4 separate regions of the Mus musculus genome follow, and all the other regions are linked to region 3. Evidence: chromatin loops called from intact Hi-C (ENCODE). Cell type or tissue: heart. All regions are shown on one strand. Each heading gives the region's core, and the rest is flanking DNA. Links, peaks and the distances in the headings are about the cores only. Region 1 overlaps Parva (parvin, alpha). Region 2 overlaps Tead1 (TEA domain family member 1). Region 3 holds the start of Tead1 (TEA domain family member 1). Region 4 overlaps Parva (parvin, alpha).

Region 1 (7,689 bases), core at 1,472-6,471, 120 kb after region 3:
TTAGACACACAGAGAATGTGGATAAGGATGTTAGTCTCTGTGTCCCACATCAGCATCAAAAGCAAAACCCTGGGAAACACCCACACCAAGGAGGAGCCGGGCTCAGGTCTGGGGCGTCCAAGCTTGCTTTTGTTGTTGAGCAATAACAAAACCACGCAGTTCTTACTATGTAGTTCTGGTGGGTCCAGAACATTCTACATAGATCAACCTGGCCTTGAACTTGTGGTTCTACTACCTTAGGCTCCTAAAGCTTTTTTTGTTTTTTTTTTTTAAACAAATTTTAATTTTTTTCTTGATTAATTGTATAGGGGAGCCATGGCATGTGTGTGGAGATCAGGGATCACTTTTCTGGGTTGAGTATCTCCTTCTACCATGTGGTAGGTTCTGGGGATTGAATTCAGGTTGTCAAGTTTGATGGCAAACACCTTTACCTGTTGAGCTATTTCACTGACCCCTGAGGTTATTTTTTATTTTTGCCCCTGCCCCCTCTCTCCCTCCTAAGCATAGAAATCCTATGATCTAAAAGCCAATAGCAGAGACCATGAAAGGAAGACAGGACAATGAAGGCTGTCAAGTCTTATCTGCAGCCCACCCATTTCTGCTTCTTTTCTTCCAGCTGTGCCTGAGTTTCTCCTTCTAATCCTGTGCCTAGATGGAGCATATGCCTCAACCACAGCCTTCAAAATCTATGATACAGCCACATAACAGAACCCTTGCACACACAGAAAAGCAGTCAAGACAATGTCAGCTAGGTATTAACGTGAATTAATTAGAGGGACACTCGACAGAAACAAGATAATCACACACTATGCACATCTGCATGCATGTACACAAACATGTACTGTGATCAGCACTTGAAAAGGAATATAAAAACCATTTTGGGTTCTGTGATGAAACCTTGAGCTGAGTCATTCTGTCTTGAACAAGACATAAACTACTCCTTGTCCAGTGTCTCCATACCAAGGATGCAATTCCTCCACTAGTCACCTGATGTTGGGCTGCCTCAGTAGTACTGTGACTGCATTATTGTATTTAATGATGGCCCCAGGGCATGAGAACAGTGAGGCTGGCAACGCAGACATGCTGAAGTGAAGGCATGAAGGGCTGCCTTTAAGTTAAAGGGAGAGAATTCAATAATAGAGAAAAACCTGAGTACTGAGATTCTGATAGCCATAGTAAGAATGCACATTCTACTTAATTATGAAAAAGAATATTCATGGTAGTTTAAAAATGAGATTTATTTATTTACTCCATGTGTGTGGATGTTTTGCCTGTATGCATGTCTGTCTGTGCACAATGTGTGTACCTGGTATCCACAGAGACCACAGGAAGTTATCAGATTTCCCTTTGCTGGGGTTGCAGATGGTTATGAGCTGTCACATGGGTGCTGGGAATGGAACCCAGGCCTCTAAAAGAGCAGCTCTGAACTGCCGAGTCATTTCTCCAGCCCTTCATGTTCATTTTGTTGTTATACCTTAAGGGACAGGAGTGGTGGTCATTGTGTGTGATAAATGTGTTGTTAGGCTAGAAAAGACATCGATGGCAGGTACACAAAAACAAACCTGTAGACCAATAGGGGAGCGTAGGACACCAGGAAATAAACCTGTGGCTACAGTCACCTGGTTTTCAACAGGGATGCAGAAAAGCATTTCCTGGAGAAAAAAATGGCCTCTAACAAGTGGTGCCGGGAAAGCCAAGCACTCAACCCCTTGCAAAAGAATGAAACTAGATCTGTATCTCTCACCGTGAGTGACAATCAACTCAAACGATCAAAGATCTTAACGTGGGACCTGAAAAGTTGAAGCTGCTGATAGAAAACCCAAGCAAAAGACGTCTACACAGGCATAGACAAAGACTTCCCACAAAGAACCCAGTGTCTTGGGAAATGACCCCGTGAACTGAAAAATGGGACTATGGGTAATTAAAAAATGTCTGCAGAGCAGAGGAAACAATCAGCGTAAGGAAACGGCCTACAGCATGGGAGAAAATCTTGCTAGCTCCTGTGCCATAAGATGTAGCAGCTGTAAAGAACCTTAAAGAATTAAACATCACTCTACCCTCTCAACCATCCAATGAATGACTGGGTAAATGCACTGAATAGACATTTCTCAAGAGATAATGCAAATTATACATGTATAATTTGCAAATTTCTCACAAGAAATGCAAATTTTATTATTATTATTACTACTATTATTATTATATTGTGCTCTACTTCCTTAACCATCAAGGCAATGCAAATTAAAAGTACTGTGAGATTCTATCCAGTTAGAATGACTACCACCAGGAGAACAAACAACAAATTCCGGTGAGGCTACGGAGAATGAGGAAGCCTCATTCACACTGGTGGGAGTGGACACCGGTGGGGCCAATACAGAAATCAGCATGGTGGTTCCTTAAAAAACTAAAAATAGAACTACCATACACAACAGCTAGATCACTCCTGGGTGTATCCCAAAGATGCTATGTGGCCATGCCATGGAGTTACATGCACATCTATGTTTACTGCTGCGCTACTCACAAGAGCCAGGAAATGGAACTGGCCTTGATGTCCATCAACAGATGAACAGACACAGTGTATGTATACGATGGAACAATTTAATTCAGCTATAGAGGAAAACAAAGTCATGACATTTACAGGCAAATGGATACAACTGGAGATCAACAGGCGAAATAAGCTATGGCTGTTTTCTTTGTGTGTGTGTGTGTGTGTACACGCGTACATGCATGCGTGTGAGATAGGGAGGAGAAGAAGGAGGAGGACGAGATCTTAAAGGACAGGGGAGAAGAGAGGGAATGGGATGCATGTGACATGAAAACAGAATGAGGTACTATCTGGGCTGAGGAAGGAGTGAGCAAGAGGGGGCAGGAAGGAGGGAGAGAGCAGTGGGTGAGGAGGAGGAGTTAGAGCTGATGAGTGACACAAAGGTATGAAAGGGCACAGCATCATAACTCTGTACTTTGCATGCTAACTTAAAATAATGAAAAAGATGGAAAAGCTATTCCATTTGTGTGTCTGTGCCCGCAATGTGGACAGCTACCCACGGTGCAGGCATCCCCCGGCATGTTGAAAGACATCCCCTTAGGATACAGGGAGATTCCTATCTATACATGCATCCATGTGTATTCATATGTGAGAAAACAAAAAGCATGTTCTAGACACTCTTTATTACACACACAGACACCCACAGATGGACAAACACACACCTTGCAGTAATACTCCAAAATTTTCAGGGCCCATCTCTAGGTAGGCAGCTGTGGAGGCCTCGTACACAGGCTCAGTCAGTGCACAGCCTGGCTCTGCAAGTGGCTCTCTGAATCAGATTCCTGGCTCCCCTGTCATCACTCTGTAGGCAGGGCAGCAGTGCTCCTTCAGGGGACATGGACTGTACCAGTCACCCTTCCTTGCTCTGGGGAAGCGATAGCGGAAGACGCTAGACTTCCTGACCCTGGTATAAACATTTGTAGTGTCATACCTCCTCTGTGCCTTGATTTCCCCATCTGGGAGATGAGGGTGGTGGAAAGAATTACCTGAGCTGGGTGAGCGAGTGCTGAGAGGATTGAAATGGACATTGATATTTCAATGTTTTTATACACTGGCATTTTCTAAATTTTCAATAGTAAAAAAATACTGTTCATGAACAGGAAAGAAAGAAATCCCTAAAGTCCTAGATCAAAGACCTTGGTAACTCAGCAGCCTGTCCCTGCCACCCTTGTCCTGAGCATAAAGGCGACACCGTGTCCCCAAACGCACAGTCAGGCCCGATTAGAGAGAAAGGAGAGAACTTCTCCCTGTGAGTTGTGCCTGCTCTGTTCCTTCTAGAACACACTGCTTCTTCTTGTAAACAAGATCCAGCTCTTCTTGATGCCCTGAGGCATCACAGGGAGCAGCCAAGAGAATAATTATCTCTTTTGACCCGCTAATCCATCTCCATTCTGGAGATCCAGCCAGGGAGACTAATTCACAAGAAGTAAACAGAGAGACAGCAAAGACATCCAACTAAATCCCTCTGATATTAGCAGCCAGCTTGCAAAGTGTGTGTGTGTGTGTGTGTGTGTGTGTGTGTGTGTGTGTGTATGCGTGCTGTATATGTGTGAGGCCAGAGGTCAATATCAGGCGATCAAGTGTTTTCCTCAATGCTCCATCCACTTTGTATTTTTGAGACAGCATCTCTCACTGAACCTGGAGTTCAGTGACTCACTTAGCCAGGGTTGGCCAGAGAATTCCAGAGCTCTCCTGTCTCTGCCTCATGAGCACTGAAATTACAGGTAAGTGGCACTACTCTGAGCTTTTAAGTTTTTAAAAATAAATGGGCACTGGGGCTCTATCCAAGGCTTGCGAGGCAAGCACTTTACCCAGTAAGTCATATGCTCGGCCTCATGTCTCCTTTTCTGACCATGATTTAATTTCCCAGGTACACAGGGAAATAGGGCTCCTTAGCAGGGCAGCCTCTGGGGCCTAAAGCCAGGTCCTGTCCTCAACCCTCAGGTGACTTTGGGTAAGCAGAGAATGCCCTGTTCCCAGCTTATCACACTGTTCTATGCCAGCAGTGGTATAATTATGCTGAAGGAGGTAGTGGGTGTTTTGGCTCCAATGGCAGATGTCAGAAATGAGGACAGAAGACAGCTCCTGGCAGCTATGAGGTCACTGGTGGGGGAGGAGGATTCTAATACTTAGATCCAAACACGGTCTAACCATTTTATTCTCACTGTAAAAAAAAAACATGCATTTGTTTATTTACAAAGAGAAAAATCAGAAAACTCCCTGATTAGGGATTGGCTGTCATTGCTAGTGTCATGTGACCCATTCATTTACTGTTGAATCTGACTTTGGGTTTCTATCAGATGCCAAGGCATCTTGAGGCTGCAAAAGAATGAATGTTCCCTGGGCTGGGGAGATGACCCAGAGGTTCAGAGCACTAGTTGCTCTTCCAGAGGACTGAGGTTTGATTCCCACTACCCACACAACAGCTCACAACTGTTTGTGAGCTCCAGTCCCAGGGGAGCTGACACCTTCTTTTAGCCTTTGTGGGCTCTATATCAGACAAAACACCTATGCATATTGCATATAAAAATATTAAAAAAGAATAAATGGTTCTATATTTTTCTGAAATCTTTGAGCTCTACTACCTGTGAAAGGTGGAACTTAAAAAGTCCTGTACTAGGTAGGGGTGGAAAGATGGTTCAGTCTGTAAAGGTGCTTGCTGTATAGCCTGGCGAATGACTGTCAACTTGACATGACCTAGAATCAGATTCACCTGGGAAGAGAGTCTCAGTAAAAGATTGGTTGCACTGGATTGGCCTCTGTGTCTGTAAGCTAACTGATGTAATAGAAATGTGGCAGAGGTTACCCATCCCATTTATAAGACTTAAAATGGATTCCCCCACTTAGGAGTTAAAAATTATGTCTTCAAACCTAGGAAAGGAAATGATCTGCCTTCACTGTAAGTGACCTCATAGCCGCAAGACTACCCAGTACGGGGGCCACCATTCCCTAGGCAGGGGTGCTGAACTCTGCAAGTGGAGAAGAACTCAAGCCGAGTAGAAGCAGTCAAGCAAATGAATCCATGTACAGCAACAGGAGAGAACTGACTCTATAAAGTTGTATCCTGATATGTACCATGGCATGAACATTCCCCCTTCCCTGCTATGTGTCAGTCAGTCTGTCTGTCTGTCTGTCTGTCTGTCTATCTCTCTAGTAAATAAAACATTAAAACAAACCCTTTCTAGTGCTTGGTATCTGTACTCCTTCTGAGGAGCAGGGTAGAAGTGACAGGGTGTGGGCAGAACTGAAGCCTCACTCTTGGCCTCTCAGCTGTTTGGACCTGTGACCCTCAGCTTCCCCAAGTTCCTACATGCTGGAGACAGCACGGCTCTCAGCAGGCTGTGTGGGCCTCGGAAGTGCCTTCCGGAACACATCATTTCCTTACCAAGCTGACCTGAAAGCCTTCCAGACAAAGGAACACAGACCTGGACATTTTATTATTATTTCCACCCCCAAGGGTTTGTATGATAGGCTATCTTTCCTGTCAAAGGTTATTTCTCAAAGAGAAATGACTTGGCGTCCCAGGTGACAGTTTAGGAATGGTGGGGGACCCTTAGGGGCTAGTGTCGTTGCACAGTCCTCCTCTCCTAACTCACAGTCCACGTTCCACTTGATGCTCCTGGGAGGAAGCTTCAGGGTCTCATTGATCTTCTCCAGCACAGTCTGTAGCTTCTGTTTCTGGGCGATCTCCGACTGCGTAACCTCGGCCACGTTGAGCTTCTCACTCTCCAGTTTCTCTGCAGTGGGAAGGGAAAAGAGCAGCTGTTATCCTGGGTCACAGAAAACCTAAGTTGTGCCTATTCTTTCACGCGTTCACCTATGACAACACACAATGACCACATCTCTACAGTAAAGCCTAGGACTGTTCTGGGGTCCCACCCCACATAATCAAATCTGGGGGTGTTTGAGTGTCCGGTCAAAAATGGCCGGGTGTTTGCAATCCTATGCAATCCTTTTGTATGCTTTAGGCGTCTCTGTATTATTCAAATACCTTATACAATATAAAGGCCATTATATACTGTCATTTTATATTGCTTATAGAATCATGACAAGAAAAGTACGGATATTTTCAGTATGGATGTGATTTTTATTCAAAGATTTTAATTTACGGTCCATTCTAATTCCATTTTTTGTTGCTGTGATAAAATAACCCCCTCCCCCCAAAAAAACCCAACCCAGTAGAGAAAATGTATGTTGGCTGATAGTTCCAGGCTACATTCCATCACTGTGGGAAGTCACAGTGGCAAGAGCCTGTGACAGTTGGTCAGTGGCATCACACAGAGAGATGGATGTACGCATGCTCACTTCTTGCTTCTGCTCAGCTTCGTTTCCCCTCTCATATAGTTCAGAAATCCCCACCTAGGGAGTGGTGCTGCCCTCAGTGGGCTTTCCCACACCCATTAGCTTCATTAAGACAATTCTCCTCAGGCATGCCCTCATGCCCACCCAGTGCAGGGTGTAGACAGTCTCTCACAGAGACTCTTCCCAGGCCACTGGAGGTTGTGCCAGTTGAAGGACCAAGTGTGTTGAGGGCCTTCTAGAAGAGGGACGCTGCTCCTTGTCTAATTGAGCATGCGTCCTGTGGAAGCCTTTTGACTGTACTGTAGATCCCCAGGACCACAGAAATGGGGAATTTACCCAGCCACCAGCTATACCATCTTATAGGCACTCTGTCTGCTCTTGTATGGATGTCACCCCAGTCACACTAGTCTGACAGAAGCATCTCTTTGCTTTTCCTCCCAACCCCTAAAATCAGCATGTGTCTTAAAAGAAATGACATCCTACAAGTACTACCATCCAGCTGGAAGACAGAAGAACCCTCATGGGACCATTACTTCCATGCTCTGATAAGCCCACAGGAGCACCTGCGCAAAATAGCAGCTACAGATTTGAAGTAAGAAGCAAGCACCTGGTAATGGTGAGTGGGGACTTCTCTATTTAGACGGTGCTCGCACTGTGATGTGCTAATACCAATGTAACTTGTGTCCCGACACAGGAGACTGCTTGATCACTTTACTAATCTAGATTTGCATTTTAATCTATCACAAAGGACAAAACAATAGTAGCCCCTTTGATGGGAATTACAGTGCCTGCTTCTAGATTCATCTGAATCCATGCTCCCTGCTCATTCAGGACTGAGAGAGCCC
Region 2 (7,689 bases), core at 1,726-6,725, 68 kb before region 3:
AACTTAATGACATGTTGGCTCTGAACGCACACCAGAACCCAGCAGCTAACCTGCCCAGATGTGCCCCCCTCCCTGTGATTTGGAAGGCCCACTCTGCTTTAGAACTATCACTCCACTATATGTGGGGAGAACAATCCTTGCCTTTCTCTCCAGCTTCTGGGCCTCCATCAGTACTGACGGTTTTGATGCACATGCTACAGGGAGCAGAGAGGGGGAGGAAATCCACAGCGCTTCTCTCACTGGGTCATAAGTTGGACAACAAGGAAATCTTGAACCAAGGTGGCATTCTGAGCTGTTGAATTAAGGAGCCCATGCCCTGCTCCCAGCACTTGCATTAGATGCAAACAGCTAGGCCCCAACACACCTGCCTAAGCTAAGGTAATCAAGAAACAATCACTTCACACTCTTCTTTCTCCTTCCCAACAAACAAGGGCAAAACTCAGGCCACCAGCTTGAGGATCCTTTTTTAAAGGATCCGAGCAGACACCCTGACAGCCTAAATCATGCTTGAGTCCTAAACATGATCCCTAAACACCCAGGGCACAGAATCTGATATTGTGCGATCACTAGGACCTACGGCAGTGGCCGTTAGGACACTAATGAAAATCGGACCTAGATAAAGCAGCGGGTAAGACTTACTTACCTGGTGCAGCAAATCTGCACCCATGCAATTCTGAAGCTCAGGCCGAATGGCTTACAATGGCCTATATTAAAACTCCCACGTCAGGCACGGTGGCACAGCCTGTAACCCCAGCATCCAGGAGGCTGAGGCCAGAGGATCCTGTGTAAGAGGTCAGTCTGGGTCGAAAAGCAAGTCTGAGAGCAGCTTGGGTTACACAGTAAGTCCATGTCACCAAGGTATACAAACCAAAGCAGTCCCTCAAGGGTCCAGAAACCACCCTACACATACACTTGCACTTGGTGTGTGAGAAGGGAGCATCGTGTTGTCTTTGATTAATAAAGGACAACTTTGTCCATAAATGAATAAGGGTAATCAAGATCCGAATGACCAGAATAAATGACGACCTCATAAGATACTCAATCTAAAAGACTTTAAGTCTGAATTTCAAAAGCAAAATAGTTAAGACTTTACAAGAAGGCCCAGCAGATTGCCTTAACATATCAAATTATTACTATAAAAGTCTAAAATGAGGCTGGCAGTTGACCTGGTAGGTAAAGGTGCTTGCCACCAAGCCCAATCCTCCAGTCAACCTAATTTAATTCCAAGGCTCAACACTAAGGACAGAGAGAACCCTTTGTCCTATGACTTACATACCTGCTCACTGGCGTGCACACGACTGTACATATACACTACAGACAGACAGACAAATATATCTGAAATACTTGTGAGTGGGACTGGAGAGATGGTTCGTTGGTTAGGAGCACATGCTGCTCTTGCAGAAGACCTGAGTTCAGTTCCTAATACCAGCCTGTAACTCCACGTGCAAGGATCCAATGTCCTCAGGTCTCACTGCACACTTGTTTTCATGTACACAAAAGTAAATAAAGTTCAAAACAATAATACTAAAGAGAAAAATGTGGCCAGAAATAGCAAATACTTGGTCATTTGCACCCAGGAATTCAAGGCTGGCTTATGTAGAACCAAGCTTCAGAGGGCGGGAAGGAGGGAAGGAGGGAAGGAGGGAGGGAAGGAAGGAAGGAGGGAGGGAGGGAGGGAGGGAGGGAGGGAAGGAAGGAAGGAAGGAAGGAAGGAAGGAAGGAAGGAAGGAAGGAAGGAAGGAAGGAAGGAAGGGAGGGAGGAGTGAAGGAAGAAAAGGAAGGAGGGAGTAAAAACTTACTTGTACTTCAAGAAGCATTAAGGAAATAAAATTCCCCAGGCATGATGGATGCAGGCAGATCTCTGTGACTGAGAATACCAAGTTCCTGACAGCCAGGGCTACACAGTAAGACCCTGTCTCAAATTTTAAAAAAGAAGCCACAGCTGCAAAGTCACACAACAGACATTCATCTCCTTGACACATAAAAATTTCTACCAAAGAAGAAGAAATCAGGCAGCAAATTTATATTAAAAAAACAAAGGGTCAGACAATAAATGAGAAGGTGTTAACTTACTTAGTTACTAAATACCTCCACAGTGAAGCTATGTGCCCCATGTAGAGTTCGAGGGCAACTTTTACACTTGGGTCTCTCTTTCCAACATCTTTGAAGTCTCTCCTATTGTTTCTGCCTGTGTGCTGCATGTTCTGGGCTCTCTGGCCCAGGAGACTCTGGATGACTCCCATCTCTGTCTCCACTATGGAAGAACTAGAGACCAACTAGAGTTACAGCAGCAGCCTACACATCTCATCAGGCCCTGCGGCAATCGCTTTTACCTACCCAGCCATCTTCTCAGTCTGTAAAATAAAAGGCTAATGCTGACAAGTGTTGTCAAGGATGCTGAGCACCCAGAACCCTCACAGACAGCTGATGAGAGTGTAAAGTACTCCAAGCATTCTAGAAAACTCTTTGGCAATCACTATGTACTACTAGAACTGACACAATGCATACTTGCTGACTCGGCAATTCCTTCCTTCCTTCCTTCCTTTCTTCCTTCCTTCCTTCCTTCCTTCTCACAAACCTCACAGGAGAGGAGAGGTTCTTTGAAGGATGAGTATAAGAACGTTTATATGATCACTCATCAAGGCAGCTAGAGATGCTAAAATTCTTATTAACTACAGGATACATAGATACATAGCCTGCATCATATCCATAAAATGGATGCTAGAAAAATCCACTGTCCAATACGGTCCACATTAGTAACAGGGACATTTAAATGTCAGTCACTAAGATTAAAGCAGCAGCATTTCATGGGCTCAGGAGCCACCCGTGGCTCGTGGCTACAGCATAATACAAAACAGCTAAGAAGTAGTTTTGCCACTGTGAAAGTTCTGCAGGATGTTGCTATTGCACAGTCAATTATGATGTTTGGTGGCATAAACCAGATACAAAGAAAACTCTCCTCTAGGCATCTATTCACAAGTTCAAACACTAACAAGACTAATCCATGAGCCAGGTGCATTGGCACATGCCTGCAATTCCAACACCGCAAGGTTAAGAAAGACTTCAAATTTAAGGTCAGCTTGGACAGCATAGTGAGATCTTGTCTGTCTTTTAGAGTAAGATAATTGAATTAAAAGAAAAGCCTAATCAGCACTTGACTCTAGCTGCATATGTATCAAAAGATGGCCTAGTAAGCCATCACTGGAAAGAGCCCATTGGACACGCAAACTTTATATGCCCCAGTACAGGGGAACGCCAGGGCCAAAAAGTGGGAATGGGTGGGTAGGGGAGTGGGGGGGAGGGTATGGGGGACTTTTGGGATAGCATTGGAAATGTAATTGAGGAAAATACGTAATAAAAAAAGAAAAAAGAAAAAAAAAAGAAAAGCCTAATCAATGTTATTAGCAGTGAGTATAACAGCCTCACCCGGGAGGTTGAGGGTAATGGCACATGCCCATAAGGAGCATAAATTCGTATTTTATTCTTGGTTATAAAGTAAGTTTGAGCCAGCCTGAGCTACAAGAGACTGTCTCCAAAATAAAACAAAATGTAAGTGTTCTCAATGGAAAAATACAGGGACTTGAGATTGATGACGCATGCACTTTTTCTAAGCATGTTAGTTACACTTCACTAAAAATCCTGGTGGGGGAGGGGAGAGCCCAGCCAAGCATGATGGCACATGTACCAAAGGTCACAAATTTGAAGCCAGCCTGGGCTATACAGAGAGATCTTATCTTCAAAGAAGGATGAGGTGTGTGTGTGTGTGTGTGTGTGTTGGGGGGAAAGGGGCAGTGAAGATAATGATATGTATCTCAGGACCGTTCTTATTCTGAGTTACTCAGAGTCTACTTCAGTAGTTTTGAGCACAGTTGTTCTGACTGTAAGATGTTAGATGTATTGCCATGAGCACCCAAGAACTATCAGAAGAACCATCTAGTGAGATCAGGCCTGGATCTTCTCCAACGAGGGTGAAGATGTCACTCAAATACACACACACACACACACACACACACACACACTGCGTTTTTACAAAGATCCTTAAAGATAGGAAAGAGTGGGGGGAGCGGAGGGGAGGGGAGGGGAGGGGAGGAGAGAGGAGGGAGGGAGGGAGGGAGGAAGAGGGAGAGAGAACACCGCACGCACAGTCAGCAAAGGCTTTACCCTCCACTCCAGCTGTCGAATGCACTGAACCACACTGGAGTGCCCTAGGCAAAGTGGAAGGCTATCTGGGCCTTCAAATTTGGGTTATTTCCTAAAGTCTACTTTGGTCCCCTATCTCATAATTTATTATTTCTGTACTTTTCATTTTGCTATACTGCATTCTTTCAAACCCTCTTAAATTCATTCTGAGGATGGGGTGTTCATAAAAAGAGACAGTTCCATCTACTAGTTATTCTCATTTAATGTAATAAAGTCTCTACTGAATGAGGACTATACTCTGTAACTCCTGATCCACAACCAGGTACAAGAGATGGAAGATCACTAAATATACTCTATACGGTGTGCTGGCTAGCTTATATGTTAACATGACACTAGCTAGGGTCATCTGGGACAAGGACTCTTAATCAAGAAGATGCATCTATAGGGCTGACTCATAGACAGGCCTGAGTGCATTTCCTTCATTGATGACTGATGTGGAGGGCTCAGTTTTCTGTAGGTAGTACCACTCCTAGCCTGGGGGTCCTGGGTGCTTAGCAACAGGCTGAACAAATCATGAGAAGCAAGCCAATAAGCAGCACTCCTCCATGGCCTCTGTGTCAGTTCCTGCCTTAGGGTTCCTTCCTGTCTTGGGTCACTGCCCTCACTTCTCTGGATGTGTATGTACACGCTCTATCATGTTGCTTGCAAAGTTGCTTTATGTCATGGTGTTTTATCGCAGCAGCAGAAACTCTAAGACTCCAGTGAGCACCCTATCCTCAGAAGGCCTAAAGGACACCAATTATCCTTCAAGACCCCCTCCTTCCCTCCAAGCTTGATTTGACCCTCCTGCTTGCCCTGTGTTCCCATGGGTAGTATATGCTCAGTGTATCAATGGGATACAGTTTGTCTGCCTTTCACTCTTACCAGTTTGTGAACCTTGGGGGTCTTTCTGTCCTTGATATTCAATAGAATGCCTGTCACATGCTAACTTGATCCCCTAGATATTAGTTCAATGAATAACTAATATACAGAACTGAAGGGGGAATACATGAACAAGCGACTGAATGATACACACACACACACACACACACACACACACACACACACACACACATGAGCGAGACTATTTGATGCACCCAAGAGCACAGGAATGAGAGTCTACTCTGTGACTCAAGTAAACAAAAGTTTCTTGAAAGGAAATAATAAGTTCTATAAGAATATAGAGGCACCAATGTGTTAAAAATCACAGCTAAGCATGAAAGCAGAAAGGCTGGAGCCAAGACACAATAATAGAGTGTCAAACTCTGGAGTGACAAATTCTGGGCTCTAGCTAGCCCTGTGCCACAGGGGCCTCAAAGGCTAGGAACAGAAACTGTTCATAGAGCAGGCCAGAAAACATGGACTGTGCAGACAATTCCAGAAGGAGTGTGTGTGTGTTTTATGCACATGTCTTAAGTGTACACATGTGCCTTTGGAAATGTATATGCACAAATGTGTATCTGTTTAGAGGGGAAAAGGATAAGATTATTTTATCAATGTGAAGCCAGTTTTTAAATCAAAAGCATTTTCAGTGTGGTCTGAGACCAGGAAAACTCCTACATTGTCTCAGGAATAACAATGGGGTGTATTTCTTAAGCATTCCAAATTTACAAATGCATGAGAGAGACAACTTGGGGAGACAGTTTACACAGGTGGCTTGTTTGAACAGCCAAAGGTGTGAACTAATTTTGCTGGGGGAAGGGGCAGTTACTCAGCTCCAATAACTGCTCACCCAACTTTGTCTTCATTGTTCCAGCATATTCCCCTGGTCCCTAAAGAGAGTTTGAGAGTGACAGTGTGGTGACTCAAGCCTCACCTCTCTAGGGTGCTATGCTAGAAGGCCAGCAAAGGCAACTAAAGCATGAGCTAACCAAAAACACAGCAGAGAGTGACTATTGTCTCTCTCTGTGACAATGAATTACTCAGTGAACACATAGTCTATGTGAACTTTTAATTCTGCACTTAACAACTAACTGTCCTCTAGCTTTTTCTTCAAAGTTAAAATATTATCACCATGGTAAAGAATAAGTGAGATGGCATAAATAAACAATCCTATCATAAGGATTATTATAAATCCTTAATAAATTGTACGTCTCTGCCATCAACAGGCAGCTGTGCACTGCTTTAGCTTGATGCATACAGACTAGTGTGAACACACTTTTTTCTTTTTAGAGACTCAGTTTATAGCACTGCAGGACCTGGAGTGGGCTATGCTGACCATCCTGGCTTCAAACTCAGAGATCTGCCTGCCTCTGCCCCCTCAGTGCTGGGATTACAGGTGTGAGCCACCCACCTGAGTGTTCATGCATCTTGACTTTGCTGCAGGATTCTCAAGCAACTACTGAATAAACGCATATAACAATATTTGATAATTACAGCTTAAATATGTGTCACCTCTGTATAACCAATTTTCAGAGGCAGGAACTATTTTCCATTCAGTTTTGCACCCCTCCTAGCACCTAACACAATTCAGTAAATAACCATCCAATTTATTTAAACATCAGGCATTAATTCTTTTTTATGACTTTTAAGAAACCAAGCCAGGCTTGGTGGTACTAGCTTGTAATCCTAGAACTCAAGAGGAAGAGGCTGGACTGCACTTCCCGGCCTGCTTGGGCTGAACACTGAGACAAGGAGTAGGGGGTAGGGGGTAGAGGGTGGGGGTGAGGTGGGAGGGGCAGGGGAGTATGTGGTGCACACAAAATCTCTCCTCACCAAACAAATTTCAAGGATTGATTCAGGCATACCCTACCTAGACTAGACCCACAGAACAAAAGCAGTAACTTGCTGACTTAAAAATATTCCTCATTTCCCCAAACCCCAACTGTATTCAATAACTAATCCTTCCAGTCTTGGCTTCAAGGCTGAGCCCCCACCTCCTATCCCAGTAGGGCCCCGCTAAGCAGTGATCTGAAGTCCTCGCTAGTGACCCGGCCCCTCCCCCAAGGCAGCTGCTCTGCCTGGGTGACTGCAACAGCACGGACCCAAGCACCATTTTCAACTCAGTCTGAGTCCCGAGGCCAGGGGGCTGCTCTAAGTATCAGGTTACTACAAAAATAACAGCAGGCCAGTCGACACCCCTGCCAAGTGCGGGAGGGAAGTGTTCAGGAGGTGAGAAAGGAGCCGGGGAGGAAAGGAGGCAGGCGTTAGAGTGAGTGTAGGAAAGAATCCCCACGGTGAGAGAGAGACTGCAGAATTCCTACCTGCCTTCTCCACATCTCCACTGTGGACCTCACAATCTCTAACTCCCTCCCTCAGAAGCCAGAGGAACTCCATCTCTGTGATACTTGACCATTTGGAAGGTGCTTTTGAAAACTGTTTCAGGGGCAAGCTGGAGAGACGGTTTTCTTTCAACAGCATACATGAAAGTCAGATTTGAGTCAAAGGTTTGTACAAGGATTGCCAACTCTACAAATCCCTGATGCTGCTCAGCTTTAATGTAATGTTCTCAAAACCAAATTCCAGCACCACAAAGCTAATTAGGTCTGCAGGAGGAGAGGCAGGCCTTCA
Region 3 (7,689 bases), core at 933-5,932:
GCAGACCCACCTGCACCATTTCACAGGGCTGTAAGGGAAGCACACACTGTACGTACCACAGTACAAGCGAGTTACTCATTCAGTTAGTGCAGTCTGTGTCAGTCTATGCTACATTATCTGCCAGCTTCAAATTAAAGGTCACTAACTATATACATGTCCTGCTCAGTCCTGGCCTTTGCTTGTACAAAACCTCCAATAACCCCAAAATGTTCCCTAGAATTTATAAAGAACCCCAGGAAGAAGGAACTCACACAATGATTCTTTTTCCCCTTCTTCTCTCCGCCCGCCCTTTTTTTTTTTTTTAAACTCTTTTATAAAGGCAAAGTGTCTCTCTGGCTTTGTTTCAAACTTGTTTTTAAAAAATAAAAAGTATTCTAATATTTCCCTAAATCTTCAATTTAAACAATACTTGCCATTAAACAGAAAATAAAATGGCTTACTAAGGACATGAACAAGACTCAGTAATGGAGACAGCTTATCAGCTCATTTTTTATACAAACAACAAATAAAGCAATTGCAAACTCTGTTGAAAACCTGAAACCTAAGAGTCCGACACAGAGTTACACATTCAAAGAAATAGTACACAAAAATATCTTATGACCATTTATGGAAATACTGAGATTAGAAAAATACGCCTTTCCTCCTTAAAATCATCAATTTAAAACCTTGCTGTTGACAAAGGTTCAGCTAAACGCATTTGTCTTTCCGGAGTCGTGCTGTAACTGGGTCTACTGTTTCCTTCTAAAGAGGAAAGATTCTTACCAAAGTTGGATCTAAGTCTGGCCCTTATAAGCATTCAGATGCGCTTGGGCCCAAAGATCCTGCTATTCACAGAAAAGCGCAGACTCCGCTGAAAGGCGGAAGCCCCTGGCACAGTCTGTACAGCCTGAGGACTATTCCCAGCCTCAGTCTCAAGGCAGATTAGCCCCCACCCAAGAGCTCAGGCTTGCACAGACAAGCTACCCCTTGGCTCCGGGTAGATCGAGTCTCCCTAACGGGAAGGATCTGTCCACCCGGGGAACCACCTGCAGGCACTCGGCACACTCTAAGCCACCAGACCACCTAAACTAACAACGAATCCAGGCCACAGGGCGTAAAGGAGACTGCGATTCTGTTACTTGGCATTATCTGTAGGAATTGAAATATTTTCCATTCACTATTTTGAAATATGATCGTATTTACAGACCTTTTTGTTCCAAGGACCTCGGCTCCTTTCAAATGGCGCTATTTTAAAACCCCGGCCTTTCTACACTACCGATTCCTGGAATATCTGTCTGTAAGTTTCCAGCGCTGAGATCAATTTGCATTTCTGTAAATCACAGACAGCTTCTAAGAACTTAACAAGCCTCCTGAGAAACGCTGGTGGCTGGTATTTCATTGTTTCATAAATATTTTTATACGGGTGACACCATTCAACTTAAAATAAATCTTTAAAAAGGAAGACGATTAAGACCGAGGAAAATTAGTCTGGCTTTTATTTTCACGGGAAGAAGATAAGTGAAGTGTGAGCCCCACTTCTTAAAATGTAGCTTTGATTATTTTAAAAAATGCATTAAAAAAGAAAAAGGAAACTCCTAGAAGTTGAACTTTCTTTCAAACGGGCCTCTAGACTTTGAAAACAAGTGGTGCTTTCGCGAACAAAGGCTAAAAGTGTCCCCAGATTTTTTTTGGGGTCCTCCTGGGGATCGTATCTCCTCCAATAAACAAACAAATCCCCCAGTATTTCCTACCGAGGGGAAGTTTTCCAGGGAGAGTCTACTCCCGGGTTTGGTGGTAAGTGCGACTCAGTCTTTTTTGGACACAATGTTTCTGCTGACTCCTGAAAATTTTCCACTTGAATGTGCACTGGAGCGGCGGCGGCGGCGGCGGCAGCTCTGGAGAGGCGGCAAGAGCGAGAGAGCCCTCTTTCATCTCCCGGGAGGAGGAGCCCGGATCGGCGCGGACCCCGAAGGGGCCGGGCGCCGGGGGAGTCACCGGGCTGCAGGCTCTAAGCTGCGCGCCGAACGCTCTCCCACCCGCGATCGCGCCAAACTCGGCGCTTCCCAGGCAAGGAGCGAGGTGCGCGGGAGAGGGACGCTGGAGAGAGGGGCGCGCAGAAAGGCGAGCGGGGCCGCCTGTTGCCGCGCAGGGTTGCGGCCCAACTTGCAGGGCGGCGGGGCCGCTCCCCTCTTGGAGCCGCACACAAAGCGCCGATCGCGGTGACGCCTAGACAGCCCGCGCCCCCGAGTCCGCCCCGCGCGCAACTTACCACGGCAGCCCGAGCGGGCGCGGCAAACTTCGGGGCGCTGGGCCGCCGCCCCCGCGTTACTCCAGCCGGTACTCCCTGCGGTACTCCCGCGCCGGGCAGCCCCAACCCGGCCTCGCCGGCTCCCGGGACGGGCAGGGCGCGCCGGGGCAGCTGCCCGCGCTCCGGCGACGCTGCGCGCTGGGGGGTCAGCGCATGGCCTGCGCCCCGCCGCGGCCGCCCCGGGCCCGGGCCCCGGCGCGCGGACTCCCCGCGAGCTGGAAGCGAGTGTGCGAAGTGCTGGGGGGCGCCCGCGGCGGGCGGCGGGGCCGCGGAGGCTCGGCTCGGCTCGGGCGGCGCGGCGCGGCGCGAGCGATGCGAAGAATGTGCGGAATGAGGACAGGAATGAAATGAACGCCAGGACCGAACTCGCTCCGGAGGGGTGGGGCCTCGGTGACGTCATGCCGCCGGGTCCTGGATGGGGCGGGGCCTGCCGCCGCGGTGACGTCATGGTGTGGGGCGGGACGCGTGGGGCGGGACTTGGCGCCCACGGGGGAGCGAGCCGCGCGCGATGGCGGGGGCTCAGGGCTTTGTGCGGTCCGAGGCGGGGCGGCCGGATACTAGGAATGCCGGGTGTGCGCCCTCCGCCTGCTGTGCCTCAGTTTACCCCCTCCTGGTTTGCACAGGCAACGACGCTCCCAGGCTGGAAGGGAGGTTGCTCTTCAGGAAACTGAGGCCGGAGTGGGCGGCTTCCCCAGCCCGCCACTCCTCCTCTAGCCGTTTCGCTTTACCCAAGTTCGGGGTGCTCGCGCAAATTCTGGGCTTTGCGAACTCCGGGTTGGAGCGTCACGGAGTCCTCGCCCGCCTCCTGCCCTGTCTTTCTAGAAGTGAAGCTCACTCGTGCTGCGAGTTGAGTCTACAGAAATCCTGCACCCGGTTAAATAAAATAAATAAAGTCTTGCCTGGCTGCAAAAAGCAGCTTTGTGCCGTCCCTTTATGGAGAAAGTGAGAATCAATCATAAAAGGTTTGAACTCTTTTTGGAGTGGACGGCGCCTCAGTACTTGAGAAACTCCGGTAAAGTTAACGGAGGCTGGGACAGACATGCTGGCAGTTTGGGCCGGTAGCAGTCCGTAGTTTCCCAGAAAGGAGCCGGCCCTTCCCGCACCGGGACTTCCTTCTTTCAGCTCTGGCTTCAGAACAAACTAATGGCGCCTGTTTTGTGCCCGAGGATTCCTGGAGTGTGCATAACTCAGGAAAGCCAATGGGACTCACTGAGCGCGTTTGATCGGAAACAACGATTACCAGTGCGTTTTAAAGGCAGAAATATCTTTCTCTAATGCATTTTTAAAATTATACGTCAAGAGAATTGAAGACTCCCATGCCGTTGTAAAAAGTAATACAGAGACATTCTTTGTTCGCTTCACTCAGCTCTTCCCCACGCCTGTCAACCAAAATTATATCCCAGCCAGGGTATTAATTTTCGAGCAGATTTTCCAGATCAACTTGTACACATCACTGTGTATTTTTTTAATTCTATACATTCTATAATTTCTCACCTGTGTAGATGTCCACCGCAATCAGGTACAAATGTGTATTATTTCCAGTTACTATGCAGTAATGTGACAGGTTGACAGTAAGAACTTCACACACCCGAGCAGAGTATTAGAAAATACACGACGATTTTTCCCTTTAAAACTCTGGCAGGTGTATGTCTCTTTTCCAGATAGCCTTCCATTAACACCAGCGAATAAGACAGAGGGCAGAAAACGCCAGAAGCAGTTAAAAGCACTTGCTGCTCTGCAGAGGACCAGGCTCCTGTCAGGTTCCCCACATGGTCGCTTTCAACAGTCTGTAACTCCAGTTCCAGGAGCACCAGGCACAAACATGGTGTACACGTGCAGGTAAAACATTTGTAAACATAAATAAATAAGAGATTTTTATGTCTGGTAGCAGGGCGAGCCTACCAGTGGGTACATTTCTAAACCAGTATTTATCTTGCCCATGACAGGCCAGTTACCCTTCAGACTCCAGTTGCTCCTGACAATTTGGTGTTCTCTCATTTCTACTAAGCTAAGAATCCTTGGCCAAACTTCCAAAGCTAATCATGATATGCTATAACTCCTCGGCCTGTACGTTCTACAGCTTATTTCCATCAAAACACATATTCTTTGATATGTATGCTAAAAACCTTTTCTCCAAGGAAGCCTGTTCAGCTGGAGCCGGACACAGTAGCAATATAATCCCAGCATTCAGGAGGCTGAGGCAGGAGGATTGGTGAGAGTTTGAGGAAATCCTGAACTAAAGAATTGGATCCTCTCTGGAAGAGGAGAAGGGAGACAAAAAAAGAAAAGGGGGGGGGACTGGGGGGTGGGGACCTGATTAACTAGATGTCTCCTGCCCAGGACCCTGAAGCCACGTGGTCCAGGTATGCCATGTGTATTTGTTCTGTTAGTTCACAACCTATGTGTGCTTCTGGTGAGACTCGCCTGTATGAGACAGTGGTTAGGTCTCATTCAGCTAAGGTTATTCTGTCTAGGATCTGCTCAGAAATAGGAAATGCAGCATCATCTCTCTACCCATCTAGCTCATACCTTGTGTTCTCCTCATCTCCCTATTGGTCAAAACATTGGTCAGGACCTGTGAGTTTCCAGCTATCAGCAATTGAACCCATCTGAGGATGGAAACAGCAGCTGCCACCTGCTAAAATGATAGCAGTTTTCATGAGTCGAATTCATTCTTAGCCTCTAGCATTTTGCATTTACCGTCTCAATTAATCCCCACTGCACCTGTACATAGTAATTCTTATCCCAGTTTATACAGATGAGAAACAAGATGTAGGGACAAGCAGGGGATAGAAAATCCAGATTCTTTCTGTTTGTTTTGTTGTTTCATTGTTTTGTTTGGTTTTTCGAGACAGGGTTTTTCTGTGTAGCCCTGGCTGTCCTGGAACTCACTCTGTAGACCAGGCTGGCCTTGAACTCAGAAATCTGCCTGCCTCTGCCTCCCAAGTGCTGGGATTAAAGGCGTGCGCCACCACCGCCCGGCTCTTTCTGATTCATAGTTGATGCTTGTGTGTCTCACTCCTGAAAGAAATAGAAAGCACTACTGTACCAGGCAATGTTCTAAGTGCTGCCCCTGCATCGCCTCGCCTGACCCACTATGACGTAGGCACTGTTTTTTAAGTGTATTTTAAAATTATGAGTATATGGAGAGAGAGTGTTTATGTGAGCACAGTACCTACAGAAGCCAGAAAAGGGAGGGAGGGAGATTCCTCTGGAGTAGAAGTTAAAAGAGTTGCAAGCTGCATCATTTGGGCACTGGAAACTGAGAGCAGTAAGCACTCTTAACTGCTGAGCCATCTCTCTCAGCCTTGAGTTAAGTACTTTTATCATTTTATAGATAGACAAGCTGAGGACCAGAGAAGTAAGATAACTTGGCCTGGGTTATGTGCTTAGTAAATACAGACGAAGGATGTAAACCCAGGCAGTTCCACTTAAGACTGTGCTCTTAGCCATGCTTCTCAGGGTCCCCAATGCAGCACTCCACAGAACCTGGAAGACCTGAAGGGTCCTCTGACCCAGAGATGTAGCAACCTTAAACTATCTAATGATACAAGAAGTCCATTTCTCTTAAGCCTTCCCCCAAAGGAAGCTAACAGCTAACTTGTAACAGAGAGAAGGTAAGACACTGACACATCTCCCTGAGAAAGAGATTCCCACTCCTCTGCGTTGGTAGAACCCTGAGGGCATGGCTAAGAAAGTTACTTTTTTTCCAAGCTAAAATACATTGTAACAATAATTGGTTTCTACTAATTTAAGCTCACTTTCTTTCCTTTCATTCTTTCTTCCTTTCTTCCTCTCTTTCTTTCTCTCTTTCTTTCTTTCTTTCTTTCTTTCCTTCCTTCCTTCTTTCCTTCTTTCCTTCTTTCTTTCTTTCTTCCTTTCTTTCTTTCTTTCTTTCTCTCTGTTTCTTCTTTTCCTTTCCTTTTTTTTTAAGACAGTCTCTCACTAGATAACCCTGGCTGACCTAGAATTCACTATGTACACTACTCTAGCCTCAAACTCACAAAGATCCTTCTGCCTCTGCCTCACCCCACCACCCTATTACCCCAGTGCTGGAATTAAAACATGCACCATCATGTATATCACATCCAACTTTTTTTCTTTGTCTTTGTCTTGTTCTTTTTTTTTTTCCCCTTGAGACAGTCTTATAAATAGCTTGAGGTAGCCTCAAACTTGCTATGTCCTTGAATTTAAGATCCTCCTGCCTCTGCCTTCCAAGTGCTGGGATTAAAGGTTTACACTACTACTACTTGGCTATTTTTTTGTTGTATGTCTGGTGTTTTACCTTGCTGTATGTCTGTGTACCACTTGAATGCATGATTGAAGAGGCCAGAAGAGGGCATCCAATCCCTTGGAACTGGTTATGAGCCACAATGTGAGTGCTAGAAACTGAACCCAGGTCCTCTGGAACAGCCACAAATGCTCTTACCACTGAGCCATCTCTCCAGCTCTAGATCCATACTTTAGGGGAAAAAAAGAGATGTATTTATGTATTTTGTGTATAAGAGTATGCCATTGCTCTCTTCAGATACACCAGAAGAGGGTATCAGACAGGTTTCGAGCCACCATGTGGTTGCTGGGAATTGAACTCAGGACCTCTAGAATATCAGTTAGTGCTCTTAACTGCTGAGCCATCTCTCCAATCCCAGATCCATCCTTTTTTTTTTTTTTTTTTTTGCCCCCCCCCCCATTCATACTTTTTTTTTTTTTTTTTTTTTTTTTTTTTTTGGTTTTTCAAGACAGGGTTTCTCTGTATAGTCTTGGCTGTCCTGGAACTCACTCTGTAGACCAGGTTGGCCTCGAACTCAGAAATTTGTCTGCCTCTGCCTCCTAAGTGCTGGGATTAAAGGCATGCGCCACCATGCCCCGTCATACTTTTTAAGAACTTCAAAATACATACCTATATTCCAGTTCTTCCCAGGGACCAGCAACTTCACTGGGCTCTGAATTGTGGCCCTTCTGATTCCAAATGTCCTTTCTGCATCTACTATTCTGGGTCTTCAGTTTCAGATGGGCTCTTTCCCCTCAGCATCCCTGTCCTCTCTTTCACTGCTGGCCTTGTGAACAGAGCTGCAAGTCCCACTGTCTCTTATTCTCACCTCCCACTGGTTCCTCAGCCTCTGCAGCTGGGCTCTTATCTACTCCATCCATTTATGTTGCTATGTCTCATCCAGGCTACTAGTCAGTTGTGACTGCCACCTCCCTGTGACCCCTTCCTCCTTTTCTTCCTATTCCCAGAGATTTTTCTGCTTCCTTTCCTCCAAGGATTCATTCTTTTGTAGTTAGCTTCACAGTTTGTAGTTGTGCCTTGTAGACTTCCTGCTGGCTTTGCTTTATATCCCTTATTTCACCCCCATGGTCTCAATTACTATATGTTTGTTGTCATTTCACCGTACACTGTA
Region 4 (7,689 bases), core at 1,010-6,009, 210 kb after region 3:
AGCAGCCAGTTCAGCACGAGGAGGCATCTTGCCGCTGAAAAAGGGGAGCAGAGTAGAAACTTTTCAAACTTTCTGCTCCTAATAAGGCAGGCAGAGATCAATGCCAGTAGCTAAAGTGGAGAAGACTCTGTGTCTTTCCATGGGAATCCTGGGAGCTCCGCACGACTCCCGTGGGTTTCAAAGACCAAATCAATCGGTTACAAGGCCGGTTCATTAAGGAAAAAAATAAATAGAAAAGGGACTGTTATTAGCAAAATGTTAAATCCCTTTCTGTTTTCTTCTGACTGGAGACAGAAAGATTTCTTTGATATCTGAAATAGAAGTTGAATTATTGACTGATCATATTAATGTTGAATTCTACTACTGTCATATATCAAAAGGAAATTAGTCTAACATTTATGCTTCAAATTAAGATCTGGGATAATATACACTGCAGCCCATAGAATGTCTTAGGTTCAGATGATGTAAAGGTCAGCCCTGCTCTGAGAATAAACACTAGCTAATCCTCTCCCTGTCCCCTCCAAATAAATCTAAGTGGCAATGACCTCAGAGAGTGCTGTCTGGTCATCAAAGCACTACTAGGGATGGGCTCTGACAGGCACAGTGATGCTGCGGGCTGCTGATGAGGGCAGTGTGGCTGAAATGCAGAGCTGTCAAAACTCAGCTTGCTCCTACAACCTGAAGGGAGAGCCTCCTAAGAATGACTTGATGCGGCAGACCAGTTTCTCTCTCATCCCTGTGCTCCAGGCTTCTCATCACATCTTTGCTTTCAGATACACAATGCCTTTGGGCGGGCGCTGAGAACCATGAACGGGTTCCACCTTCTCGGGATGAAGTCATGGTACTGACTGTCCTCAGTAAGTTACATAATCAAGGCATTTTGAGGGGAGGGAAAAGCAAGCAGTTAAGGCAGGCTGTCTGGGGCCTGCCGCTTGCTCCTGCCGGCCTATGGTATGTAACACTATACGTCTAGCCTTCCATTCACAAAGAACATTGCCCCCATCCCTCTCTGTGGTCAGACTTGTTGTTTTGGAGAGAACACATCTCCACCCAGAAGCCTTCCTGTCATTAAGCTTTGCCGAGTCTTTCCGAGCCCAATCCTTAGATAGCACGAACCTCACCCACCCAGGTCACCACGATCCTTGGATTCCTCACCATCCAAGTCCCACATGACAAAGTGACAAAGGACCCAATCCCCTCTCTCCCCAGATTTTGAGTGGTGCTGGGGAATCAAACCCAGGGCCTCGTGCATGCTAGGCAAGTGTACTACTGCTGAGCCACATTGCTAGCTCTCTAGATTCCATTTCAAATATCACCTTTTATAATTTTGTTTACCTCTTAGGAAAATAAGACCAAATGTTTGTAAGGATTCGTTGGACTGTATTTTCACTTTCCAAACACCAACTCAAGGAATCAAGAAAGGAATTCTCTGCAGCCACAAGAATGCCTTTCTCCCTCTGCCAAATCAGAGGCTGATACCCAGATAAGCAACAGGGTACAAACAAAGAAAATAAGACTCTCCAAACGCTTTCTGATGCATTCTCTTACTTCACCTTATACCTCCTTAGTGCCCGCTTCCTTTTCTTCCTCGTGTTTATTTTTGTTTCGTATTGTGTTAGGTAGCACTAGGGACTGAATCTAGGCCATCATGCCTTGGCAGACAGCTCTCTACCACTGAGCTACGACGCTTTTGTTAAAAAAAAACTTTAATGTTCTTATTTCAATTGTACTCTCATGGTCTTAAGTGTCTCCAGCAATGCTAAAAGGAAAAAAAAAATTGGAAGTATTATTTAATATTAACTTGGAGCAAAGAGGATGATTTTGGGGGCACTACAAATAAAAATTTCACATTAAACCACTTGAGCGGCTCCAGATTTGCAGGAAAAGCAACAAACTAATTGTGCCGAGTCTTGGACCAGGGAGGTGGGCTATCGGAAAATGTAAATAACTCCTGCCTGGCACCTCTAGCTATTTTTGTTTTAATTTAAGAACCGGAATGTAATTATCTCTTATTTACTACAGTCACAAACACCGCCAAAGGGAAAATAAACCATTCCTTTTGGGATGAAGTTGCTGACAAAGGTTTGACAAAGAAAAATAATTAATAGCTCCACGCTGGCACGGAGCTGAGGTTTGGCTAAGTGGGCGTGCCAGGCACAGTCACCACTCAGCTCTCAGATCCTGGGGCTGGCCAGGGGTAGAGCATGCGCCTGATTCGGGGCCTTTCTGAAGCTTTAGACTGTTGTGTGGGGCAAAAGGCCCAGGAGGCTCTGAATACTCTCTTTAGGTCTTCCTCCTCTGCAGACTTGCTGTGTGCTACAATGATAAACTTTCTGTTTGTGAGAGACCCCTGGGTGGGGGATTAATGACTTTCATCTGGGGCAAACAACCTTCCAGTTTGTTGCTGGACTTTTCCATTGAGAATCTCATCCTGAAAAAACAGTGGAACCGGCAGCCAATGTCCTAGAGCCTAGGTGGCAGTTCACGTAACCACACCCGTCCCAAAGGCTTCGGATGGGCGAGATTGCAGGATCCTGTGCAGGTGAAATCACATGCCGCCAAGTCAAACCCTGAAGAGGAAGATGCTGAGGGGTGGGGTACATGGTGGCTGCACACACTCCTGAGGACCTGGGCTCAGACCCCCACATCGAAGCCAAGCATGGGGCGAGCATTCACTAACTCAAGCCTCATGCTGGAGTGGTGGAGGCAGGCCCATCCCTATAGGAAGAATCCTCCTCTTAACCGTACACAAGGTCGAGTCTACCATAGCTTGCACTTTCCGTAAGCTACAGAAGCTTTGGACACAGTGTTCAATTTTAGCAGACAGACATCCCTTGTCCTTTTTGTCTATTGCGCATGCTAGGAAGCTCATGGCCCCAGAAAGGGAAGATAGAATTGTTCTTTTTATTATTGTTATTAATGAAGGGTTCACCTGTCACAACCTCCTGCTGTGATAGCCCTCTGCTTCCCTGGGGCATGGGAAGGCCTTCCAACAGGCAACTTGACTAGATCCTTCAGGGATGTGCAAAGAATTCAGGTCTGGAAGGCAGGCAGGATCTGACTGTGGTCTGGAGATGTCACTTAACGGTCCTGGCTTGGTTTCCCCTCTGAACAGCCAAGGATTTTGCTCGTTCAATTCTCCTTCTATCCAAAGGAGAACAAACATGGAGCAGAAACCAAATCCACCAAGGCCACGGTCGTTATGACCATAGCAATATCAACAACGAAAGAGGAAGAATAAAACTCCACAGATCCACGTCTAATCTCACCTCCACCACACAGATTAACACAGCTACTCCTCTCCCTGTCTTCCCAGAACTCAGGACAGCCGATGTTCCAACTTCTCAGTGGTGATCTCGATCTTAGGAATTTCTAAACCAAGATGAGCCCTTTAAACACTGAAATGGAAGGAAATCAGGAAGCCCTCATCAAGGTCTGGTCGCACACATAATATAAGTTCATTTATCTCTACCAGCGTCATTTCATGGCTCTCGGTAGCTTTTGTCCTCTTTGTAGACCTCTGGGGTAAAGGACATTTGGGGCCTACACATGTTTGCAGAACAGGCTGGTACATCCTGTCCTTGCTACAGAGCCTGGCACATCGGTGGCAAAACAGACTTCTCTTTTGACACACTTTCTTTCAGGAGTCTGGTGGCTGCAGAAACCACCCCAGCCTTCGTCCCCTGCTGGCTGCTAAACTGCCTCCTGGAGCCCCCTGGTGGCCAGTACTATATTCACACCCCCCAGCCATACACTCTAGGACAAGGAGAAAATACCCTTAAAAAATCCACTCAAAGGTGAATCACTGATATGTATTACCATACCCGCTGGCACCCTGCATGTTCCTTGAGGCTGCCCTGGAAAATGACACCTTTCTCTAATGTCCCATCCATTTCTTATCCTCTGGTGTCTTCTGGGTACCAGGCTGTGTTGGTAGAAGAAGAGTAGCAAGCTCCCAGGGAGCTTTCCAGCATATAACAGAATGATCAGTCCCACACCCCTAAGCAAGCCCTGGGGACTGCACCAGTTGCCTCAGGGAAAGTGGAGACAAAAGGAGGGCAGAGGTGAAGAGTCAACCAGACCTTGCCATCTTTCCCAAGACTTCAGAAGGGAGCCAGGTAGAGAGAATGAAAGGCATTCCATGGAGGGGGAGTCTAGTGCTCAGGAAGCTAGAAGCTCTCAGGAGGGAGAGTGACAATGGGCCAGTGACACATGCAGGGATAAACGGAGAAGGCTCTTTCTTGAAAGCCTTGTGTATCATTGTGTCAGCACTGACTTTTCTAAGCATGCTGTAGGCTTCATACATCATTTGATTCCAACTTCACAGACGCTACGTAGGCCATCCATGACCCACCAACTCAACGCAGCCTGACTATGAGGAGATGATCAGAAGCACCCAACTTCCTGGAAATATAAGCTCTAGGGGCTGGACAGATGGCTCAGTGGTTAGGAGCACTTGTTGCTCTTCCAGAGGACCTGGGTTTGATTCCTAGCCACATGGTGGCTCACACCCATCTGTAACCCTAGTCCTAGAAGATCAGGTACTTTTTTTGTTTTGTTTTGTTTTGTTTTGTTTTTTGCCTCTGTGAGCACTATATGAATAAGACGCACAGATATACAAGCAGGCCAAAAATGTTCATCACACCAAAAAAAAAAAAAAAAAAAGGCAAAAATTTTAGAAAGAAAATATAAGAACCAAGGAAAGCCTGAAACCTATCCCTACCACAAGGAGATTAGGAATCTGGGCCCACCTAAGGAAATGTGGTCCCGGAGCAGAGAAAGATGGTTCTTAGGTAAGAAGAGCTAAGAGAATCCAAACAAAGTGTGGGTGTGTCCTCTAGTGAAAGCTGTGCATCAGTACTGGCTCACCCACTGTAACCAAGGTCTCCCACCAGCGTGAGTCTACAGTAGGGGGAAGGGTATGAGATATACATGAGGACCCTGTATTAGCCCCATATATTCTCTATAAATTCAAGTCTTCTCCAAAAAAAAAACAAATTAAAGCCTATTTTAAAATTATTACTGTTCACCTAAATATCTAAAGGAAAAGAAATGAAGGGATCTTTTAAAAGAACAAAGAAAGAAAAACCTTTGAGACAGTCTTTCATTGAGCCTAGAGTTGTGTTTTCAGGCTACATTGGCAACCAGTAAGCCCTAGTGACGTGACATGGATGTTATTACACATGTGCCCACACATGTGGAGATCAGAGGAGAACTTTCTGGAGTCTGTTTTCTCCTACCATGGGTTCTGGGGGACAGAATTCAGGACACAGGCTTTCATAGTAAGTAAGTACTTTTACCATTCTGTCAAGCCAGTCTTCAGCTTCCGATTCTGCCCCTTCCACTTCCCATTGCCTGGGCCTCCCGAGTGCTGGGACCACAGGCTTGCACCACGATGCTCAGGCTTATGCAGTACTGGGGTGGCACCCAGGGCTTTGGGTACACTAACTGGGTGAGCTCTCTGCCATCTGAGCCTCTTGGTTTTACACAAAGGTTCCATGTGATGAGTCACTAAAAATGGTTCTACGGTGATTTTTCCCCCTGTTTTATTTTCACATTTGAAGCTAAGATGGTTGTGGTGGTGGAGGATCCTCGGCTGTGTCCAGGGAAGGAAGGACACGGGTTTTGGAGTGAGCAATCTGGCAGGCTCAGCGTGAATCACAGACTGGTTGCGGGCACTGGGCCCTATTGAGATTTGCCGGTGATGCGTCCAGAGAGAGGAGGAGAAACAAGCAAGAGAGAACCAACTTCCCTAAAAGGAGAAAGCAAGAGGCCTTGTGTAGGACCCCTTGGATCCAGCCACAACCAATCAAATGTATCCACGGCTGAGCCCCAAATGTACGCCTGGAACAGGCTGGGCTGGCCCTCTGCAGACCGGCCTGACAGCTAGTCAAGGGAAAACAACCGCAGCACAGGAGGCGAAGCAGCTGGCTGGGGCCCTGGCTAAGGGAGGGGAAAGGCTTAGAGGGAGTTTCCTGAGAGCTGAAAAGAGCTAGGGTGTTTCACACAGGAGGCTTGGAAGCTAAATCTTGAATCCCAGGCAGAACAAAGGAGATCCCACATCAGTCTGAGGGCCATCCAATCCCTGATCCACAGTCCCTGGACCATACTGACTAAGGGTCCTGGGACTGCATATCCAACCACGCTCCCTGAATTTTGTAGCTTCCCCTGGTCTCCATGGTCAGTTAAAATCAGGACTCAGTGTGCCACCTGGAAAAATGCTTGCTATCTGCATTCCTCGAAGCTAGGGACATGTCAGCAAGTCCAGTCACTCCTCCAAAGGCATGATATCATTCCACATAGCCTGGCAAGCAATCTCTCTAAAGAGACTTCCTCCTCTTCCTCTTCCTCTTCCTCCTCCTCCTCTTCCTCCTCCTCCTCCTCCTCTTTCCTTTTGAAACAGGTTCTCATGATGGAGTCCTATCTAGCCTAGAACTCACTATGTAGACCAGGCTGGTGTTGAACTCACAGAGATCTGCTTCTGCCTCCCAAGTGCTAAGATTTAAAACACTCACTACACCTGGAAAAAAAACCAGACTTACAATTTCTCAGCCAAAGGTTATAACAGAATGTGCTACAGTTAAGGATATTTGGTACAAAAATGTTGTTTGTATTCCTCTTTCTGCTGCAACCAATTACCACATATTTAGTGGCTTAAAACAACGCACATTCATTATTTCACAATGGTGGAGGTCAGAAGTCACAATAGGTCTCACTGGGCTGGAGTCAGGACGTCAGCAGGCCCATGTTCTCTTCTGGAGGCTCTGAGGAGAATCTCTGCCCTTCCCTTTTTCAGGTGCTGGTGGCCTCCAACATGGCTTGGCTCATGGCTCCTCACCCTGTGTTTACAGTCTGTCCTGTCACATATCTCTGACCTCTCGTCCCTGGCCACACCTCCCTGTAGCTCTCAGGTCCCTCTCCTCCACTTTTAAGGTCCCTTGCCAGTGTGGGCACACACACCTGATGATTCAAAATCATTTCTATTTCTACAGTCACTCGATTGATTACCTTAATGATAATTTGACTTTTACTGTTAATTTCTCATCATCATGAAAGGCCCTAGGGATTAATATGTGGAATTTGGAGGGGCCATTACTTACTGGACTGCCCTAGCTTCTCATAACCCATGAAAAACATTGAAAAGAAGAATTAGAAGATTGAGGTCGGGTGTGGTGGTGTATTCCTTTTACCCCAGTACTTGGGAGGCAGAGGCAGGTAGATTTCTGTGAGTTCAAGGTCAGCATGGTCTATATATATTGAGTTCCAGGACAACCAGAGCTCTGTAAAGAAAAGAAAACTAAAAGATTGATCTGATTCTTGGTGTCACAGTTTTCAGCCCATGGCAGGAGCTCCATCACTCTGTGTAAGGAGAGCGCCTCCTGACAGCTGCTGACCACGTGGCAGAGGGAGAGCTGGGGAGAGGACCCTCTCCAAAGACTCAACAGTGGCTTAATTCCTCCAACTAGGTCTGATTCTCAACAGTCTATTAGGCTATGAACTTAAGTGTAGACTCACACACTGATGAAGACAGGACTCCCATGGTTCAATCACACCTCAACAGCACCACCAGCTGGAGAGCAAACCTTCAACCCATAAGCTTTTAAGGGTGTTTAATCCTATCTGCCACCTACCACACTCTCGTCTTCTTAAAAACAAATCATAGTATTTATTTGTTTGTTTATCCATCTA

The links. Peaks named below come from ENCODE experiments on the same cell type or tissue, not always from the same donor. Only the 100,000 strongest peaks of a DNase experiment are listed, where the experiment ranks them.
Region 1: it touches region 3 in a loop (2.0-fold over the local background); 2 of 42 quality-filtered maps call a loop at or near these places.
Region 2: a loop joins it to region 3, with 3.0 times the contacts of the local background. A loop is called at or near these places in 6 of 42 quality-filtered maps.
Region 4: a loop joins it to region 3, with 2.8 times the contacts of the local background. A loop is called at or near these places in 15 of 42 quality-filtered maps.

The regions. Positions count from the first base shown.
Region 1 is chr7:112,558,519-112,566,207 of GRCm38, reverse strand. Parva (parvin, alpha) reads right to left here. Exons shown (of 13, transcript NM_020606.5): 5 at 6,139-6,279. Among named protein-coding and RNA genes, the nearest start is that of Parvaos, 27 kb to the right of the region's middle. In heart, for the core only: no CTCF peak of the experiment used is centred there; a DNase peak (open chromatin) is centred at 4,507.
Region 2 is chr7:112,743,349-112,751,037 of GRCm38, reverse strand. The region is part of intron 1 of Tead1 (TEA domain family member 1); the gene reads right to left. Among named protein-coding and RNA genes, the nearest start is that of Tead1, 68 kb to the right of the region's middle. In heart, for the core only: no CTCF peak of the experiment used is centred there; no DNase peak of the experiment used is centred there; H3K4me3 peaks cover 412 bases; H3K27ac peaks cover 1,288 bases.
Region 3 is chr7:112,674,286-112,681,974 of GRCm38, reverse strand. It overlaps Tead1 (TEA domain family member 1), which reads right to left and starts at 2,619. Exons shown (of 13, transcript NM_009346.4): 1 at 2,249-2,619. Gm40451 (a long non-coding RNA gene) reads left to right here and starts at 7,084. Exons shown (of 2, transcript XR_869877.2): 1 at 7,084-7,689. In heart, for the core only: a CTCF peak has its summit at 3,114; DNase peaks (open chromatin) are centred at 944, 1,924, 2,714 and 3,384; H3K4me3 peaks cover 2,901 bases; H3K27ac peaks cover 3,306 bases.
Region 4 is chr7:112,465,995-112,473,683 of GRCm38, reverse strand. All of the region lies in intron 1 of Parva (parvin, alpha), which reads right to left. Among named protein-coding and RNA genes, the nearest start is that of Gm45998, 18 kb to the right of the region's middle. In heart, for the core only: a CTCF peak has its summit at 3,718 (motif pointing left); DNase peaks (open chromatin) are centred at 2,193, 3,633 and 5,843; H3K27ac peaks cover 2,317 bases.